2 separate regions of the Mus musculus genome follow, and region 2 is linked to region 1. A link is a contact called in ENCODE Hi-C data. All regions are on one chromosome and are shown on one strand. Each heading gives the region's core, a stretch centred on a gene start or an enhancer-like site at or near the end of the contact. The rest is flanking DNA. Distances are from core to core; before and after follow the strand shown.

Evidence for each region. Hi-C counts contacts between places; a loop is a spot of excess contacts on that map.
Region 2: a map of left cerebral cortex shows a loop between it and region 1 (2.6-fold over the local background). The contact joins the promoter of Tgds here to the enhancer-like site in region 1. A Hi-C loop is called at or near these places in 1 of 37 maps with a recorded cell type or tissue (left cerebral cortex).

What each region holds. Positions count from the first base shown.
Region 1 is chr14:117,957,770-117,964,837 of GRCm38, forward strand. It overlaps Gpc6 (glypican 6), which reads left to right. Exons shown (of 9, transcript NM_011821.3): 8 at 6,930-7,068. Among named protein-coding and RNA genes, the nearest start is that of Mir6239, 7.5 kb to the left of the region's middle. Within about 2 kb of position 1,536, at least 2 of the 3 ENCODE cell types and tissues checked have a DNase peak (open chromatin) inside an H3K27ac peak, as active enhancers do; they include left cerebral cortex, where a contact is called at or near this core.
Region 2 is chr14:118,128,603-118,135,970 of GRCm38, forward strand. Tgds (TDP-glucose 4,6-dehydratase) reads right to left here and starts at 4,163. Exons shown (of 12, transcript NM_029578.3): 1 at 4,042-4,163; 2 at 2,005-2,071. The coding sequence starts at 4,127.

The DNA of each region.
Region 1 (7,068 bases), core at 286-2,785:
TGACCTGTAACTTCCTCTAGGATTGATGTCTCTTTCTCAGGACCCACTATCCACAAAGAAGGGCAGGGCAAGCCGCAGATAAAGGATACAGTGTGAAACTCATGTTCCACCCCCACGCTGGTTGTCTGATAGGATGTTGGTCATCTGGGGTTAGGTAGAGCCCTTTTGTCCATCATTGCCAGACCCTTCCCTCACCCCATAGAACTATAGAACTAGCAAAGATCATTTCTGCTCCCTATGGGTTAATGCATTGCTGTCCATATGTCCTTTCCTGAAAATGCCTTCTGGGTGCCTGCTCTTGGTGGAGCGCACCGTTAATAGCAACACTCAGAAGTCGAAGGTATTTCTGTGAAGTTGAGACCATCCTGGTGTGCAGAAGTAGTTCCAGGACATCCAGCACTACACAAACACAAAACACCTCTGGGAGGAGGTAACTAAGGACCTGGCTAAGGAATATAGATTGATTTGACCCATTGCAGATAGTTCTTACAGAGAGCCACCATGGTGTTTCAAAACATCAGATCCTCCCAGAACCACTATATCCCCCAAGGAAGTCCTTCCCAAGACCAATGGGTAGGCATAGTAACTTGTAAGAAGTAGGGGAAATGGAACAATCCAGAAAACAGGTCAGTCAGCCTTGCCAGCCGCTGTGAGCCGTGACTGGGTAAATCTGAGCAGATGGATGATGTCTGGGGATGGGAGATCTGTGAAGAGAGTGCGTCAGCAGGCCTGCCAGAATGATACTGCTTTAGTCTGAAAGCGAAGGATGCCCCCGAAACATCTAGCCGTACTTTAAAGAACTGTAAAATACTCCATCTGTACCCAGCCAGAGGAACACATTGGGGTGGTGAGAAATCTTCTGAGAAGAAAACTGGCAGCCTTCAAATGTGGCACAGTAGAAGTTCTGCCGCTGCACTGGAGGAGGGTCAGGGGCGTTCCCTGGTGGGCCAATGGGAGAGCAAGCTGTCGTAGGTAGCTCATAGGCGTGAAATCGTGTAGTGCCCCTGCCTGTCACTTAGCCTACAGTCCTTGAGGTTTATCATTGCTACACCACGGGTGGGAGTTTCTGTCCTCCAGAGTACTTCCGTTGTGAGCCAGCCTTTCCTTTCCTTTGTATCCATTAGTCTACCGATAAATAGGTACTTGCATGATTGTAACATTTGCTATGTTTGGAACGGTGCTGCGCCTCAAACAGAGGTATAAATATCTGCATAAGCCTTTGCTTTTAGTTCTCTCGTACATAAATCTGAGGCGGAGCCGCTGGATGAGAGAGCAGCCGTGTGTAGATTGTGAGGAACCGCCATTGTGAGGTTCAGTCATTGCACAGGCTGAACCATGTTATCGGCGCAAAGCCAGCATTCAGGGTGCCGGTTCTCTGCGACCTCACCGAGACTTGTCATTTTTTGTTTGTTGTTTTAAATACTAGCCATCCCGAGATGTATAAAGTTTAGATGTGTATTAAAATAAGCTGCAAAAGGAGGCCACAGATATCACAGGCTTGCAATCCCTTCTGTGGAAACCCTTGAGACCATATGTCTTTTTAGAATTCAGATTTTTTTTCTGATTTGAGAAAATTACCACAGTGAACATACTGCATATTATGTAATGTTCCCAGTGGGGTCTGGACCTACATCCTGCAATCAAATGCATTAGGATTTCTGTAGAAAAATGCATTAGTGTGGCACTAAGTGGGAGAAATGAGGACTGTAATTGGCCATATTTCAGATTTGATGATGGTTTGCTAACAAATGGATTGCAGGAGGGGAAAAAATTGGAGACGTTCAAAATTTGGAACTGCACATAAATTCTGGGTCTGTATACAGAACATATCTTCTTACCTCGTGAAGGCTTTTGAACGCACTTTGAAAATGAAGGCGTGTGTAGCTTACACTAGAAATTTCTATGGAGATGTGCATCCCGCCGAGCTCATTTGTGGTAAGAAGTGAGCGAAATCAGCTTTATCACCCTCTTCCAACTGTGACCAGGGTAGCATCAGTCAGGAGTAGCAGGCACTTGAAACCCAGGCCAGCACTTGAGCACCCCAATTCTGACTCAGCCTCATTGTTTGTTTCAAGATTAATCCATGCTCCTACTCAAAAGTCTTACTGTTCAAAGCTCATTCCCCATGCAATGCTTAACAGCAAAGTTCGCAGAACTGATTGTATCAGGAGGCCTCTAACCGACTCAGTGGGGCAGTCAACTGATGCATTGATGGTCTGATGGTATCATTGAAAGATGGTGGAGTAGGGTCGGGTAGAGCATAATTAGAGGAAAGGGGACACCGGAGACACATCCTTAATGGAAACACTCTGTCCCTAGTCACTTTCTTTTAGCTCTTGCATGCTGGCTATCATGAGGAAAGCACCTTCCCTGTGCCAGGCGTACACTTCAGGGTCTTCTGCCTCCTCCTCACCTCAGACCCAAAACAACGGATGGGCATGGATAGAAATCTCTCCAACAGAGAGCCAAGGGCAACCTTCTCTTCTTGTACTTGGTTTTCTTGGACATAGTTCAGTACCTGACACAGCTCCCATGGTGATTCCTAGCTACCCCTTGGTTCTCTTCCTGGCCCCTCTCTGCTTAGACTCTTAGTAGCTAATAAACCCCAAACTCAAAGGTCAGTCAGTGTCCCTTCCTTTCCTCACATGAGAACTAACATAAGTGTGCTGGTAAGCAATAGAGCGTGCCCATCGGCTGGCATGACTCTCCTCCTAACAAGAACATCAATAGAGCACCCAGGTCTTTCTGAAAACCCCAACTCAACCATGAGGAGTGGACGGCAGGCACAGTGGTTAGCCACTGGGAACCGTCTATAAGAAATATGTTACTGTTTCTTAGGTTACAAAAGCCGTCAACTGTAGCAGTGAGTTTCCTAGCACATAGTGTATAGCCCCTACCCTGTGTTCAGCTTCCGTTCTCCCTAACTTCTCCTGGGAGAAGTCTCCTGGGAGACTCTTCCACCCTCCTAAGCTATGCTTGGTGGCAATCAAGAAACCCTACATTAACAACATGAAATTAGATGTGAAGAAAAATAATTCTGTGCAACTGTCCAAGTTCAGCTCCTGGCCATGCTCCTGCAAACAGAAGCCAAACAAAGTGAGCCTACGGTTGGCTGTCCCTGGGTGCCACCCACTTGCCACACCACAGCATGAAGAATTGGCAGGGATGACACCCCTATTTGGCACTCCAAGCTGTCCTCAAATCTAAGTTCTCCCTGCTCCCAGTGCACGTCCACCCAGCCTGGCAACCTGGGCTGTCAGTGACAGCACTCTTACCTATGTCCCCAGAGATGTGAGTCACTGTCACTGAAATGACTTGTGCTAAAGCTAGACAAAGGAAGGGCCTTCTGAGTTCCATGATTGGTCTGTTCTTGCAGAATTTGAGATTTCTTCACATCCTGTTCCATCTCCTATTCCACATCCCTGTCCAGCTACGCAGTGGTCTTCTGCAGCTACTGCGTCAGCATCTGTGTCTACAGTGGCAGAAATAGCTGTTTTATTTTCCAACTGTTTTATGTTTAAATTTCTGAAGTCACCCTTGGAAAACTCCAAGAGGAGAAAGTACATGGCTCCTTGTTTTGATTGTAAGTGGCTGAGCATCACCAAGCACAGTGAGATGCTGGCCTTGCTTGGCAGGCTCTTATTGATGCTGGATATTCAGACTCCCAGGGGCAGCATTCCCGAGCAAGCTATTGCAGCAAGCTGCTGATAAATGAGACTTGGCTAGCTAAGCAGAGCACATGGCGTGCAAGAGAGACGGAGCCCCTCTGACTCAGCCTGGGCACAGCTGCAGGAATAATGACCAGAATACAGAGCACCAAGAGCCCCGGCCATCACCTTAGCCCCTCAAACCATGTCAGCAGCTGACGGCTTGTGCTTGCTACGTATTCTGGTGGGCCATCATTACAACCAAACTCCAGGAGGGAGGGCAATCTTGGAGGTCAGCAAGATTTTGCTTGTATTCCAGTCATATTAAAAAGAATGGTAGGAGTTTATGCTTTAACTGCAAAAATAAAGATGTATGGGTACTTGGATTTAATTGTTCTCTCTTAGGGTTATTTTGGGGGCAGAAATAACTTCATAGGAAAGAGTTTACCATGAACTTTGAGTTTTGCTCGAAATGTGGGTGGAAATGCACAGCTTATCCTGCAGACCCCTGACTTGAATAAGTAAACCAATTCCTGTACAAATACGTCCTGCATAGCACTTGAGTCCCACCTACCACCCTGAGTGTCACTCCTACGTGTGTGGACGCTCCTACTATGTGTGGACACTCTTACTGTGTGTGGACACTCTTACTATGTGTAGACGCTCCTACTGTGTGTGGACACTCCTGCTGTGTGTGGTCCTTCTTCCAAAAGCTGTAGTCTTTGGTACCTGGCATTTAAAAAGTAACTTTAAGAAAGAGAAAGGATTACAAGCATGAGGGCCATTCATGATTTTGAGAGTGAGGATGAGCAAACAGAGGCGCTTTCTCAGCTCTCCACCCACAGCAGGAAGAGGATAGATAAACAGTCACAGACTCAGCGCCACCAGCCTGAGGGCTCACAAACCACAGTCTGGACTTGTCACAGCACACACAAAGCTAGGCATGTGCTACATCCCTGTGATCTCAGTAAGCAGGGGTCAGAGGAAAGATTATCTTTCCGAGTTTGAGGCTAGCCTGGGCTATGGAGCAAGGCCCAACAGAGCAAAATACTACTTAAAAAGCCTTTGCTGTTCCCCTAAGAGCTGCTCTGTGCTTCAACCCTGGGCTCTGGCTTGTGCCTTGGAGGGCCACCTCAAGAACACTGAGTTTTCCATCAGTTGGCTCCCAGTTAGATTCAGCCAATAAGGACTAGCTCCCTCCCTGCCAGGATGTGTTAGGCATAGCGCCCTCTGGTGTCTGGCTGTCGCTTGCACTGTGCTGCATTCTGGTCACATTCTGGTCCTTTGTGTCTAGGGGTTCCTTCTATTGGTGCAACCTTGCTCAGTTTCCTCAGTGGCCTTGTAAATACTCTTTCCATTTAATTGTCCTTGTCCCTCCGGTGTTCCACTTGTTTCTTACGAGGACACAGACATGGATGGCACCTTGGTAGGACACAGAGAAGGACATCCAGATTAGCTACAGAGCTTCATTATAGCTCCATTTCTGTATATTTTGAAAATTCCTAAATAAAGAACACGACAACAGGAAACCATGCCTAGCTGCCTCGTAAAAGGGTGGGTAGATTTCCTGAAAGCTGAAACTGTTTTAGAAAAATATGAGGGTCTTATTTAAATATATTTCAGATCTTATGGACCAGAAAAATAAAATCAACAAAAACAAGCAAAGCCCTGCAGAGCACTGTGCTGGGGGAAAGGGGCCTGGCTTCCTCACCCACTCTCATAGCACAGTTAACAGTGGTTTCTCCCAATATAGATGGGACTTTCTTGCTACCAGCAAGTTTAGTGATCAGATCTGCAGTAGACAGCACTTAAGTGTTGTTATTTAAATCAGTTTTGTCTTGACGTTCATTGAAGTTCTATCCCCAAGACTGCACACACACACACACACACACACACACACACACACACACACACACAATCACATACACACTCACACACATAAACACACACATACTCATACTCACACACACATACATACACACACACACATAATGACACCCACTCACACACACACACACACACACACACACACACTAACACATATATACTTCAGATGCCACTGGCAGACCCCAGGCTGTTAACCGTGTGTGACACCTGACTATAAATTACAGTGTCCACACCCCTTCCTGGGTCCAGTTGATTTGCTTGGGCATCTCACGGAGCTCAGTTTTGTCACTCACTAGACTCCACATCTGCTTGCCACCGCTTGGATTTGCCTTTCTACTTCATGCAGTGGTAGAACGGCACACCTCTCTGTTACATGGGCTGTGAGCTGGGATTTTATAGCATAGCTCCTGACAGAGAGTGTTCTTTTGACATCAACCACTGTCCTCTAAAGCGTTTACATGGAGGAAAGATGGGAGAGTGATGTTTTAGGAATGTTAACCAGACAGCACATGTAGGGTACACTAGAGAAGATTGGAGCACCTATAAAAGTTTCTTTGAGCCGCTGTAACCATCTATACTTCAAAGAGAAAGGTAGGAGAAGAAAAAGGACTGTGAGAGGAGTTTCCTGACATCAGTATAGAGTTGATAGAGCATTAAGTACTCACAGGCCCTCTGAACATGTCCATGGGCTCTTTATTCCCTTTGTATAAAACCATCTGGGTGACATTAGACAAGATATTGGAAGACTGAAAAAAAAAGAAATATTAAACAAGAAGAGTTAACTATAACTACATATTAGTCTCTTTTATCAAATGTTGATATACCTCTAAAATTAGACCCAAAATGATATTACAAAATTAAAAGCCTGTGATATGAGTGCAGCTCAACAGTAGAACACTTGCCTATCATGTACAAGACCCTGGTTCAAATCCCAGCACTGCCAAAATATAAAACCAAAACCATTATAGATGTGTAAAAGGCATAAGCTGTCAATGACTTCTCATTAAACGTCTCAAAGACTTTTCTTTAATATCCAGAAAAATCTTTGTACTAGGAACCTATCACAGTCTTGACTAGAGCTTCAGAACTCTGGATGAAGAAGAGGAAAGGTAGTTAGCCTGCAGAAGTGATGATTCTACTCTACCATTCAGTTACTACTATTTATAGATAAGCCTACATGAGAACTCATTGCACTGTAAAAATGAGTGTGAAGCCCTTCTATCTTCACACCGTCTCAGAACACATTCGTTTGATGTTTGGCTCATTTCCTCAGGCACTCACTACTGCTTTCATTCACCAGGTGATGTGGCTTCCCATCTGAGATAGCAGGGCTGCGTTTGGTTCTGAGGTCACCACAACACCACCCTGACCCATGTCTTCCTCTCTGCCCTACAGATACCTGCCTGAGATCATGAACGATGGGCTGACCAACCAAATCAACAATCCTGAGGTGGAGGTGGACATCACGCGGCCAGACACTTTCATCAGACAGCAGATCATGGCTCTCCGTGTGATGACCAACAAACTGAAGAAT
Region 2 (7,368 bases), core at 2,913-5,412, 170 kb after region 1:
GGAACTCGGGGAATCTCGTGGAGGAGTCAGGGGAAGGATTGTGGGTTCCAAACAGGAAAGGGACTCCACAGGAAGACCAGCAGAGTCAACTAACCTGGACCCTTGAGAGCTCCCAGAGACAGAACCAACAACTAAGAGCAAGCATGGACTGGACCTAGGCCTGGCACATATAAGTAGCAGACGTGCAGCCTGGTCTTTATGTGGCTCCCCCAGTGACTGGAATGAGGGCTGTTTCTGAATTTGTTGCCTGCCCGTGGATCCTATTCCCTAGTATGGCTGCCTTGTCAGGCCTCAGTACTACTCCTGCAATGACCGATTTATAGGGGCTTAGGGGAGGGCGAGAATGGGGGGAATGGGAGAAGGACCTGTGACAGGCGGGTACTAGGAGGAGGGGGGCTGATATTGGGGCGTTAAGTAAATAAATAGATTAATTAAAAAAGAAAGAAAGAAAAGCCGCTGCTTAAGCTCCCTTCAGCAGCTGTAGCTAGAGAAGCTTAGTTCTCAACAGGAAAGGAACAAGCACTTGAAGATAAAACTCCTGCTTTAGACATATCTTCTTCGGCTACCGTGGTAAATAGTGAATGTATTTGAAAAAGAGCTAGCTGAGACTGGAGAGATGACTCGGAGGTTACAAGCACTACCTGCTTGCCGTTCCAGAGGACCAAGCACGAGCTGCTGTTCGAGATGACCTGAGTTTGGTCCCCACCACCTACATCAGTGGCTCACAACCACCTGTGACTGCACTTCTGGTGTTCCAGATGCAAGACCTCTGGCCTTTGAGGGCAACTACACGCATAAACACATAGCCCACATGCAGAACACACACCCCCACCCATAGTTTATTAGTTTTTATTTTTATTTATATACTGTGAGACAGGGTTTCAGTATGTGCCATTGGCTGCCCTGGAATTCCCTATGTAGACCAGGCCGGCCTTGAACCCACAGAGATCCACCTGGCTCTGCTGGTTGTGGTTTTACACAGTAGAAGGATTTACTAAAGAGGCAGATATGCAAGAATCAGAAGTTAAGGGGTAGCCTGGGCTATACCTGGAGAGTGGGCCGGATGACTCAGTGGGCACAAAGGTACTTGCCACCAAGCCTGAACCCAGGAGTCACATAGGGAAGGAAAGAACTATCACCCACAAACGGTCCTATGATCTCCCTACATGCCAGCTATAGCTCACGGATGACCCTGCCCCCAAATAAATAAATGATATGGAAAAGAACTCTGCTTACCTCTTTAGAACATTAAGACGGGAAAAATATGCCGAGAGTTAATGACTATTCTTTGCCTGCACATTTTTTACCACTGTGTTTTATAAAAATAAGAAAACCATTTGTATCTTTTGTTCAAACTAAAGAATCATACTCTTTATGGAGACTTTAACCATGACTTCAAGACTGTCAAGACTAAATTATTTTCACTGTTTTGTTTGTTTGTTTGTTTGTAGACAGGATCTCATGTGCTCCTATGCTGGCCCTGAACTTGCTGTACAGTTCAAGGGTCACCCTAAAGTTCAGACCCTCCTGCCTTGACCTCCCCAGGGCTCAGATCATAAGCAAGTGTCGCAGCAACTGGTTTTCGTTATAGTCTACTGCTAAAAAGAAATATGCATACAGATGTTTCTGGGAGGTAGCAATTATAAAATCAAAGTTAATTTTACAAAGCCAATACCCTCTCAAAATAGTAATCACAAAATTATAGTATATATAGAATTTTTAAAAGGTAAAGCTTTTCTTTGGCTAAAAATACTGCACTTAAAAACATTGAGTTTGTAGGCTAGCAAAATAAAAGTTTCAAAAGCTTTGACCTAAGATTAAACACAGCACGAACACATGACAATGCAGACCCTGAGAGGCTGGGACGACCACAAAGAAAACACAGGAGGAGAATGTCTTGCCAGGCGCTACTCTTCCATTCCCTGGCACTGCTGCCTAAAGCTCCCTGGCTTGGAGGTAAATGGAGGTCGGATTTTAGCACACGAAGCTCATCTGCATACTTACCTTGTCTAGATTTACGATCATATAGTCGGGATAATCCTCTACTAGGGAGACAATCACATGGGACGCACTACAAGAAGACGAGATCTTTGTGAGTGGCAAGCATTAACCTCCCTCGATTCTTAACATCCCCTAAGCCGTGGCGTGGTGCGGAAATAGTAAGAGGTAACGCACCACACACAGGCACTTTTAACCCTATAAACAAACTCTTGTATCTTCCCTGTGCCACATAAAACTGCCTGGCACTGAGAATGAAGAAAAAGCAAGTTTAATCAAAGGATGGAACCCACACATGCCGTGAGTGTGAGCACAGGAAATGTAAAATCTGGTCGGGGTAACTGCACAAGTCCAGTTTGCTTTCCAAGGCCTGGGGTGGATTTATACAGATAACAAATGACAGCATACTCACTGTCATTTGCCTATGCTTACAGTGACTTCTGCAACTGCTCTCTTGGTACTATACTATAAGTTGGCTTGTGTAAGCCTAAAATCTCAGGAGGGCTCTGGACTAAACCCAGGTTTCCTAGATTAATGATAGCTGAGTTTGAGCTTGGTACTGACAGTGGTTCCTGGAACTCAGAGGACCCTGAAATGGAGCTATCTCAGTAAAAGAAACATATATATATATAAACATATTTTGGGCTCTGGGGAGTAATGGCTAGCACTGGCCAATTGTAAAGGTGAAGTTTGTTCTTGGTGAAAAACTTCACTTTCCTTCATTTTCTAGGACATTCTTTGTGAACAAGCCCTTCCATGCAAGTACATGCATTTCCCCACGTACACGTCTGTTAATTAAGTGAATCTCAGCTTCCTGCTACCTACTCTCAGCAAAGTGTCTGTGGATTTAAAAGGCCCACTGCATGTTCTTGGGCAGTAACCAAGACTCTCTGACCCCTCCCCATGCAGGAGACACTACAAGGACAGAACTTCCTGTGGATCGCTCACGCATCCATCCACTCAACTCTTACAGAAGACCTTCACGATATGGCCCTGACCTTTCTTTCTGTGGGAGCTTAATGAACATCAGTCTACTCTCACACAGTTTATACTCTAGAAGAAGGGCAAGGCCATAAACAAGTAAACACAAGTACTCAATGTAATTTCAGGTAGTGCTGAGTGGATGGGTGGCCTAAGGTGTTCCCATAAGCACTCTGAAGGTGATATGCGGGTAAATTAACAGCCTATGCAACTGCCTCAAGTCGGGAAGCAGCACTAACCTCCTGTGCTCCGAGAAGCCTGAGAGGGTTGTGGGCGAGTACAGAAAAGCAAGAGACTAGGTTGGGAAGCAGGGCTCGAGCACCCGAGTCTTCTAGATCGGATAAAGACCCTGGACTTTCATTACAAGTCTCACAGAAACCATGACTGTAAAACTCTATGCAGCTGCATCTATCTCACTTAGGAACACACTCTACAAAGTGTAAAGAAAACGCGCGAGATCAACAGGAGAGGGATAGTAGCAGTGTTCTAAGGAAAAGGAGGCAGGGAACAGAAGTCAAATTAAGAATAAGCTTTGACACAAATAGAAAGGACAGTTTCACGGTAGGTGGGTGTGAGCCTCAAACAGGTTGGGAATAACAAAGGATTTGTAAACAGTTTCTAAAAAAGAGAAGACAAGACAAAGAGTCCCATTACGATCGATCCTCACATCGTGTAGAGGCGAGCTTTTGGAAAGGCCTTCATCTGCTGGCCGGAGCTTTGTCAGAGAGCGGGAAGAAAAGGGAATGAAACTGATGTGTGCTTCTCAGAAAAGTGACAGGTGGTAAACACCCCCGGGCAGGTAGGGGGTGGGACAGCAGCAAGGCACTCCTGAGTTCCCCTTTTTGTGGGGAAGGTGTTAAAGAAGTCGCATTTTCGAAGCAACCTCGTCTTGGCTGGCCAGAAAGTGAGGGAAACCGGATGGACATCCGGGCTGTGCATTGGGACCCTCCCCATAACGGATCTGCAAAGTCGTGGACCCGAAGTGCAAAAGACAAGGAGAACCGCAGGGCAAGGTTAGGATTTGTGGGGAGAAACTTCTCAGCCACCAGCACCGTTACCTACATGAAACCAGCACCCCCGGTCACCAGGACCCGCTTCGCGAAGCTGCCGGGAGGACCAGAACGCTCCTCCCGGCTCGCAGCGGACATCTTCAGCTCTGCAGAGCCAGCGCCGTAAAGCGCGGCGTCTGAAGAACCGAGGGAAGCAGCTTCACGACGCTTTACGACATGCCCCGCCCCCGACACGTTCAAAGGAAGTCGCAGAGGCTTCCGGGTTCTCCCAGACCCCAAAAGAGGGGCGGAGCCGGCAGTGGCACTGCGCAGGCGCGCACTCTCTAGCCCATAGTCACCAGCTAGGAGAAATTAGGGTCATTGGTACTAGGGTCTGGAATATTTTCTAAGCAAGTGTCACCAGCATGGATTACTACTATAGGTGCTTAGAAATTCGGAGTTATGAATCGATGCCTTCATTTTTGAACTTCAGCTATGCTCATAGACTAACACCCAGCTGAGCAGAATCCTCTAGAATGTATGCAGTATGGAAATGGAAAGTTGCATTGCAAAATTATGTTTCACTGTTGTAAATACTGTCACAAAAGGCGAAGGCCGCTTGCAATCATGATAAGTAAGTTTTGCAGAGTTCCCTGGAAGGTTTTACTCTCTTCTCTTGTCTGCTCACTGTGCCCCAATCCTGGTCCTTCTTGCTCTTATTTATATTACCAGGTGTTCTTCCCTGGTCTACCTGCCCTTTCCTCGGATGTCTGACTAGTGTTTACCTCCTTCAGTTCTCAGTTTGAGTGCCATCTTCCTATTAGAGTCATTCCTTGACTCTAACCATGCAGAACCATTTTTTTTTTTTTGTTTTCTTCTTATCATTCATCAACAAATTGGCCACTGATGTAATTTCTCACTGTCTCTGCTCCATGGAGGTAAGGCCATTCATTTCTCTGGGACCAGATCTATCACACACTCATCAACAAGTGGGCTTATCATATGATTGCTCACTGCTGTTTATATTATAGTCTGCTGCTTTCTATGAATTCGGAGGCTCTACCAAGTGGGAGTGATTAGAAGTCATATTAATTTTTTATGTACCGAGGCATCAAAAAAAAAAAAAAAAAGCCTGTCTTCAGTGAAAGAGAATAACATTACTGATCAAGAAGAAAGACATGAAGCCAGCAGGTGATAGCACACACCTCTAGTGCCAGCACCTGGGAGGCAGAAGCAGATGGATCTCTGAGTTCAAGGACAGCCTGGTCTACAGAGTGAGTTTCGGGACAGCCAGGTTACACAGAGAAACCCTGTCTCAAGCACACACACACACACACACACACACACACACACACACACACACGAGACAAAGGGAAAGTGCCTACAGTAATCAAAGCCCATGCTCTGCTTTTCCTTTAGAATCAACCTCACCCACGTTCTTGGTTTACCATTTACACAATTAAAGCTTTCAACAACTTAAACTTAGTAGGGTTTTATTTTATCAAACAATGAAAAACCTGGCAATGCTCTGAAAGAAAGGTTCAGAGAGCACCATCAAGAAACCCAGGCAGTCAATCTGTATAAACAAAGGCTGGAGGGAAGTGTGGCCCAGTGGTTAAGAACGCTAGTTTCTCTTCCAGAGGACCCAGGTTAGATTCCTAGCACCCACATGGTAGCTCACAACCTTCTGTAACTCCAATTCCAGGGTATTGGAAGTCCATGAGCACTGTGCCCATACGGTACATGTAAACAAGAGTCCTATACACAAGAATATAAATCTCGGAAGTAATGGTTAGGAGAGACTTTACAGGTTATGGATCTAATTGTGCCTTCTCAAAGGGAACAATATCTCTCCCACATACAAACATAGTTGGTCAGTTGGGAGCATGCTGGCTGGCTAAAGCTGACTAAGTTAGGTTGCAGTTCTGATGTAGCAATTCAAAATACTGGGGACAGTCTCCAGGCAAATTTAGTTTAACTCTACATATATTTGCAGAGGCTTATCTGAAAATATCCACTGGAAAATATTAACAAAGGCTACATTTCAGTATTGGGCATAGGCAAGGAAATTGGGAAGTCACAACTTAAAATGTTGCTCTATACACTTTTGGCTATGAGTTCTTCTAAGCTGCTTGCTCAGTTTTATTTCCTCAGGTGAAGGAATGGGATGAGAGCCATACCCAAGTCGCACGAATACATGGCTTGCCTGAGACCAGCACATTACTTTCTCTGTTCTAACCATCCCTTGGCCTAGGCTTTCATACCATCTAATCTTTCAAGCTGACTGGTTTAATCCAGTTTCTCTTGGCTTCTAACTGAATTGCATTGCTTGGCCTCATACTACCTTTGACAATCTGTTCTAATCTCCGGGTTCCTTCTCATTCTCTCTTCACCCGTGTCTAACTTGTTCTCTCTGAAACCTGTCTTTGTAAAAACTGTCCTGGTATAAAAGTGCTCTGTCTCTGTCTCTCTCTCTCATTGCCTCCCTTTCCTGTGCTGTCTTGAGTTCATTGGACATATCCTTTCTCTGACTCATCTGTCAAATCTTTCTCTGATTCATCACTTTGTCTGCCCATCAATTAGGCATCACTTTCAAACATGGCTGTTTCCTCCTAGGAACTAACTTTACCTACATTGTTAGGGATTAAAGGTGTGCACTAAGGTGTCTGTATTTCAGGCAAATGATACTTTAATCAGAGCATATCTGCATTCCAGCCAGATCACATAGATCTAGAATGTCTTTAGATGTGAACCCTTGCTAAAGCAGCCATGTTGCTGGATTAAAATTTCTCTACATGCATGAATTACTCTTATATTTAAAAATAATTAGGATAAAAATTAAAAGTCTCAAAAATACGAATACCCTTATTCTGGGAATCCAGAAGCGCCGAAACTGCTGTTGATGGGGCTTCTTTATTTAAGATGAAGTATGTGGTGAGGACATGCTTTTGTGTTATAAAAAAACATCTTGTTGGATGAAGATAATTTGTACGAACTTATTCGTGACACAATTTTGAGTTGCTGCACTCACCACCTCTGACCATCTTCATCTTACAGTAGAGTGAGAAATTCAGATGAGCTGGAGGTCATTTACAGAATTTTGTGGTAACTGACCTGGTAAGGAGTAAGGTGTTCTGGTTGCACTGAAGTCTGATACAGTCTGAACGTGTCAGAAGGGCTTCTTCGAGTGTGTTGAAAAAGGAGAATCTAGAAAAAAAAAAAAAAAAAAAAAAAAGAGCAAAGTGAAGCAAAGGAGAGGAACCGTAGAAAATACTCCAGCGAAGGATTTGCAAATGTCATCGACACAGGGGTTTAGGGTGGGTATGGAATTGATAGGGTTAAGGATGGGTGTTGTGATCATAAAAAGAGAAAGAGCTCTAACTATATGTTCTGGTGGAGT